2 separate regions of the Homo sapiens genome follow, and region 1 is linked to region 2. A link is an interaction called in ENCODE POLR2A ChIA-PET data of the cell type or tissue named here. Cell type or tissue: A673. All regions are shown on one strand. Each heading gives the region's core, and the rest is flanking DNA. Links, peaks and the distances in the headings are about the cores only.

The links. ChIA-PET counts read pairs that join two places held together with the same protein. Peaks named below come from ENCODE experiments on the same cell type or tissue, not always from the same donor. Only the 100,000 strongest peaks of a DNase experiment are listed, where the experiment ranks them.
Region 1: POLR2A ChIA-PET joins it to region 2 with 5 read pairs; 3 of 35 experiments call an interaction of 5 or more read pairs at or near these places.

The regions. Positions count from the first base shown.
Region 1 is chr9:135,947,553-135,950,457 of GRCh38, reverse strand. It overlaps UBAC1 (UBA domain containing 1), which reads left to right. Exons shown (of 10, transcript NM_016172.3): 4 at 2,553-2,660. Among named protein-coding and RNA genes, the nearest start is that of UBAC1, 12 kb to the left of the region's middle. RefSeq lists a silencer at 1-124 and an enhancer at 2,605-2,905. In A673, for the core only: no CTCF peak of the experiment used is centred there; no DNase peak of the experiment used is centred there.
Region 2 is chr9:135,093,326-135,096,230 of GRCh38, reverse strand. It overlaps OLFM1 (olfactomedin 1), which reads right to left. Exons shown (of 6, transcript NM_001282611.2): 3 at 212-367. Among named protein-coding and RNA genes, the nearest start is that of OLFM1, 7.1 kb to the right of the region's middle. In A673, for the core only: no CTCF peak of the experiment used is centred there; DNase peaks (open chromatin) are centred at 680, 1,250 and 2,170; H3K4me3 peaks cover 982 bases; H3K27ac peaks cover 2,500 bases.

The DNA.
Region 1 (2,905 bases), core at 293-2,792, 850 kb before region 2:
AGCCGATAAAGCTTCTGGAAACGTGGTCACAGATGTTAGGTCACTGGGGTGTTCCCTCCCTCCAGATCCCTCTGGCCTGCGCATCTGTCTGAGTCGCTGCCTTCCAGGCCTGCTGCACAGCCTGGCTTTCCTGCCTCTTTCCCGTGTTAGAGTTTGCTAAGTCTATGCAAGTTTTCCGTTGCCACCTAACAAATCGCCACACATGTAGCTGCTTAAAACAGCACTCCGCTTGTAGCTCGCAGTTCTGTAGGGCAGAAGTCTGGCTGGGTGAGCTCAGCTGGTTTCTGTGCTCAGGGTCTCGAGCTGAAATCAGGGTGCCGGAGGGCTGTGTTCAGGGTGCTGAAGGGCTGCCTTCCTTTCTGAGGCTGGGGAAGATTCTGCTTCTGAGGTCTTCCGGCGGTTGGCAGAGTCCAGTTCCGACCCATTTTCTTGCTGGCGGCCAGCTGGGGGCTGCTCTCAGGGCCTGGGCGCGGCCTGCATTCCTACCCGCACAGCCTCCTCCTCCTTCAGAGCCAGCAACAGGACTTCTGAAGTGTTGAATCTCTCTTTCCAGAAAGAGACCCATCCCTTTTAAGGACCTGCCTGATTAGTTGAGGCCCACCAAGGATCATACTCTTTCCCCACAGTCGGCTGTGCCGCGTGATGTAACCTGACCCCAGAGTGGACTGTGTCCTGCTCATGCTGTGCAGCCACGCACGGGCAACTGCCAGGCCCGGGGAGCGTGCGGCCGTCCTCGAGTTCTGCCTGCCGCAGGACCAGGTGTCTTGTTCTTCTCGATCTGTCCCTTGGTCTGGTGGAGCCTGACTTCCTCGGGTGCCAGGAGGGGAAACTGTCTGGAGGCCTCGTATTCCAGCGCAGCAGCTGTGGAGGGGGTGCCAGCCGTATGCAGTACGTGAGGCAGCTCTGAGCCGCTCCTCCCTGCACCAGCCGCCTCCCCTTCCTCTGCTCCTTGTAGAACCTTCTGCCATCTGGTGTGCTTTAGTGTTCTGGAATATTCCATGGTGTCTCTGCTGCAGGTCTTTTTCTCTTTGCTATGTCCGGCACATTGACTCTGGAGATTCAGATGTTTGAGTTCTGGGAAATTTAGTCCTGGAAAATGTTCTGAATTGGTTTTTTGATCTCCTTGTTTTCTTTTCTCTTTCTGTAACTCTTATGAGTTGGCTGGTAGGCGTGTTTTCTGAGGGATTCCTTGATTTTATCTTCTAAGCATTCTGTAGCCTCTTTGATCTGGCTGTAACATGTTTAAATTCCTAGGCCAGTTCTCCTCCTCAGATGATGTCTTCTAGTGTTCTGGTGTGTTCCTCCGTGGGCCGTCTGTCCTGGCTCATAAACACTATCCTCTTCCCTGCTGACTCCTCACTTTGTGCTGCTTTCTGTTGTTCCTTTTTTTTTTTTTTTGAGATGGTGTCTCACTGTCACTCACCCAGGCTTGAGTGCGGTGGTGTGATCTCAGCTCACCTCCCAGGTTCAAGTGATTCTCCTGCCTCAGCCTCCCGGGTAGCTGGGATTACAGGTGTGCACCAGGACACCGGGCTTATTTTTGTCTTTTTAGTAGAGATGGGGTTTCACCATGTTGGCCATGCTGGTCTCGAACTCCTGACCCCAAGTAATTCACCCACCTTGGCCTCCCAAAGTGCTGGGATTACAGGCATGTGTCACCTTCCAGAGGCCCTGGATCTTGATAGCAGCGCTTTGGGACTGGGTGGCTGGCTGGGGCACTGCGCTTTGGGTGTGGACCCTGCCATTTTGCCCCCTCCCACCTCTTGGCTGTGTCTGCCCCGCTCCCCTGCCACTGGGTCTCCCTGTGGAGGGTGCTGGGGTGCCGCTTTCCCTCTCATGAGCCTAGGGCTCCTGGCCCGGGGTCTCAAGCCCAGCTCTCTGGGAGTTGCCGGCAGGACTGGATGGCAGGGGAGCACAGGGCAGGGTGGCGGGGGATGGAGCGCTAGCTCCTGAGGCTCGCTCCTTGTCCCCTGCCACCGATGCAGTTCTAGGAGGCTGGAATGGTCTTGCGTCCATGCTCTGCTCTTGGCCTGAGCCTTTGTAGCTCCGCTGATCCCTCCATCCTCGTCCTCTGCCGTCTTCTGAGAATGTGCTGTCACTCTTCCGGTTCTGTTCCTCTCCCATCACTTTTGTTCTCGTGAGTTTCTACTGCCATGACTGCCCTTCAGGAGCTTCCAGAAGGAGCAGAGATGAGTTCGTGGTTTTGGCCTCGGGGCTCAGCTGCAGCCTGGGTGGTTCTTCTGGAGTCGCCTCCCTTGCCCCAGCCCTGCCACGGTCCCTGTGTGGTTGTCGTTCTGTGACCCTTGCTCCTGCTCTGCCCCTCACCTACCGCTTCACTCTTATTTACGTCAGAGCAGACGCTGAGGACACGTCTGCTGTCCCTGGGCCTTGCACAGAACTCTCCAGGCTCCCCCAGCTCATCAAGGAGTTTACACCTCTGGCTCCTAAAGGAGACGGAGTCTTTCTTGGGCAGAGCTCCGCTGATTCAGTTGTCATCGTCTTTTTGCTGCTCTTACGTTCACCTCAGACTTTCTGATTACGTTTCTGTGTAGAAAAAACAAGACCAGAAAGCTCCAGATAAAGAGGCCATACTGCGGGCCACCGCCAACCTGCCCTCCTACAACATGGACCGGGCCGCGGTCCAGACCAACATGAGAGACGTGAGTGTCAGCCCAGAGCGGCGGCGGGTGCATGGGGTCCCCGTGTGGGGGATTGCTGTGGGGGGGTTCCTGCGGGGCGGGGCAGCAAGAGGAGATTCTCTGGGAGGATTTGGGGAAGCCGGTGAGCGGGTCTGTAGGACTGCACTATTTTGCATTTTTTCTGTAAATCAAAAATTATTTCCAAGTAAGAGTTGGAAAGCCATCTGAAGGCAGGATTGAAAAGATAGATACCCCTGGGAAAACGT
Region 2 (2,905 bases), core at 180-2,679:
GAGGGAGGAGGAAGAGGAGGATGAAGAGGGGGAGGAGGAGGAAGAGGAGGAGAAGAAGGAGAGGGAGGAGGAAGAGGAGGATGAAGGGAGGAGGAGCAAGAGGAGGAGAAGAGGAGGAGGAAGAAGAGAAGGAGGAGAGGAGGGAGGGGAAGGAGGAGGAAGAGGAGGAGGAGGAGGATAAGGGGAGGGAGAGGGGGAGGAACATGCATACCTTAAACTGCCTGGCCAGGTGTTGCTTATGACTCTCCTCCACCTGTTTGAACTTGGACTCCAGTCCTTTCATTTGGTTCTCCATCTTCTCCACGTACTGCAAGTCTCTCTGGGTCCGCCTGTCCAAGACCTCTATGGATTGAGACATGTTCTGCACCTGTCAAAAGGGCAACAGGTTCAGCAAAACAGCCGCAGTAGGTGCCAGGCAATCTTCTCTGCCTGCTCGTACAGACATTGCCCTTTCCCACACAGCCAGCACACTGGGAACCAGAAGTGGCCCATGCATTATTTACAAGGTAATCGCCAGCATCGCGGACTGTGAGGACTGATAACTCCCCAAACACAGCAAATTGGTTGGGTAAACATTTTCTTTGCCAACCTGTTCTTATCATCAGGGATGCAAATCAGGGGTGTAGGAGACTCAAGTTCCGTTATTCGCTGTAGCTCCAGGCACAGGCTGGGTGATTTCTCTTGATCTCTCTCTCTCTCTTTTTTTTTTTTTTTTGGTAGTGGTGGGTGGGGATTGTTCCTAGTCTTTCTGTTGCAGGACAACATTAGTTAGGCAAGCATAAACACCAGCAGAGAGGAATGGCACTCTTAGGCTGCCCCGCCCCCAGGTATAAATTCTCCTTCTTCCTAAATCTCATTGACTGTCTTGCTGATAAGGTTGATTACTTAAGTGCAGAGTGAAGGAACAAGGGAGCTGCTCTCCCTGACTCTGCATCAAGCTTTTTTCCCTATCTGCTATGCCATCCATCACACCCCACAGTATCATAGGTAGATGACTGCTCTGCAAACATGTACATTCTGAGCATAGAGTCAGGAATCAATCACCCAGCAAATGAAGAATCGCTGTTTTACATCTTTACAGGCAGATCTGAATTGAGTCTAGCCTCAAGATGGAACTTTAATATTCAACAGGATTCCAGGGAGCTTAAAAGAAAAACAGTTTTAGTGCAGCCACCTGCCAGTGCATTTTATTTGCAGGAAACTGGTGTGTGCTTCTGTGCAAATGCATTCGGGGCTGCGGGGAGGCGGGAGGAAGCTGAGGATTGCTGCAGTGGTGTTTGGGTCATTTTCTCAGAATCTAATCCAATTACTAGAGAGGAAGTTACCTCCATGACAGCAAATCTTCACTCCTGACTTTTCTGCTGAATTTGAAAATACTCTCCCTTCTAGGAACAAAATCATTTGGGGATGAGGCTTAGCTTTGCCGGTCAGTGTGAAAAGAGGACAGTGTGGTTTCTACTTCTTACTATACATCCTCCACCCCGCCAAATAAAGTAAAATACAAGAGAGCAAACCAAGCCTCCTCAGTAGAAGGAAAACCACTATTGCCAATCTCAGCACCCCAAAATGCAAGGAATTTCATATCTTGTTATCAGAAAGTAACACACACAAACTCATCTTGAAATTTTAAGTTTGTAAAGTACACGACGGGGTGGCTTCAGCTCCCTCTCACCCCTTCTCTTCCCCGAGAAACGGAAGCATACCTCTAATACCACCTGCCTGATTCTCTTGTTGTCTTCCTCTGTCACTTTGAATAACTACAGCACCTTTTTCAAGAAAAGATGTAAAGTTTGTCTATATTCGTCCTTCAAGGCCCAGCCCAAATGCCACCTCCTCCAGGGAGGCTTCTCTGATGGACTGAGTTAAAACTAGCTGCAAACTATTTGGAAACAACAACGTCACTTTGTTGGCACAATGTCTGCCTAGGAGTGAGCCACACAGCTGTCCCCCCACAGCTTTCCGGACAGGATGCTCATGGGGGGAGTGACACTGGGTCTCATCCACATCTGTAACCCCTGCACAAAGTCCAGTAAATCTAGTGCACGGGAGTAGCTCCTGCAGCCACATGGCCGGAGGAAGCAACAATACAAATGGCGGCGCCAGTCCAGACCCCTCTCTCCATTCCCCTCCTGGCAAAATCCCCAGGAGCGAAGGCCCACAAGTGCCGAGGAGAAGCTGCTGAGCTCATGCTGGCCTCAGTCAGGAGACCACACACGGTGCTGTAGGCTTTTTGCTCCCCAGAGAAGGAATGCTTTTAAAAGATTTCAAAGATTAGACTTTAGATTTAAAAAACAAATTTTAAAGATACCAAGCTATTCAGCTGCCTTAAAACCAAACAATTACTCTCCTATAGTTCTCCTAACCCTGAATGCACTTTCCTTTCTGGCCATGGACAAGGCACAGGCACAGGTCTGCCTCCAGCTCACAGTCAGTCTAGGACTGCAATCACGCACCCATCTCCCAACCCTAGGGAAGGCATTCCTCTGAGCACAGCCCTTCCTCTGAGCACCTTCATTTTCTTGCCTGCAGGATGTGTCTCTGAGGAGCCAACTGGCAGGCTCAGGGTCACAGAGCTACGGGATGACAGTCTATCCCACACCCTACCCAACGGGGCAGCAGGCATTAAGAAGCGGGAGGGGGGCCAGCAACACACAAAGACACACCTGGCCTCAAGATAACTAACAGCTAATAATTATCCATCCTTTCCCATGTTCCAGGCACTGCACTGAGTCTGCTGTGTTATTTATCTCATTTGATCTTTACAAAACCCCGGGAAATGAATAAGTACTATTTTGAGTCCCATTTTACACATAGGGAGACCAAGGCTCAGAGAAGTTAAGCAACTTGCTTACTGTCACCCAGCCAGGAGGCCTGCCAGTTCAAGCTGGACTGGCTCCAAAGCCTA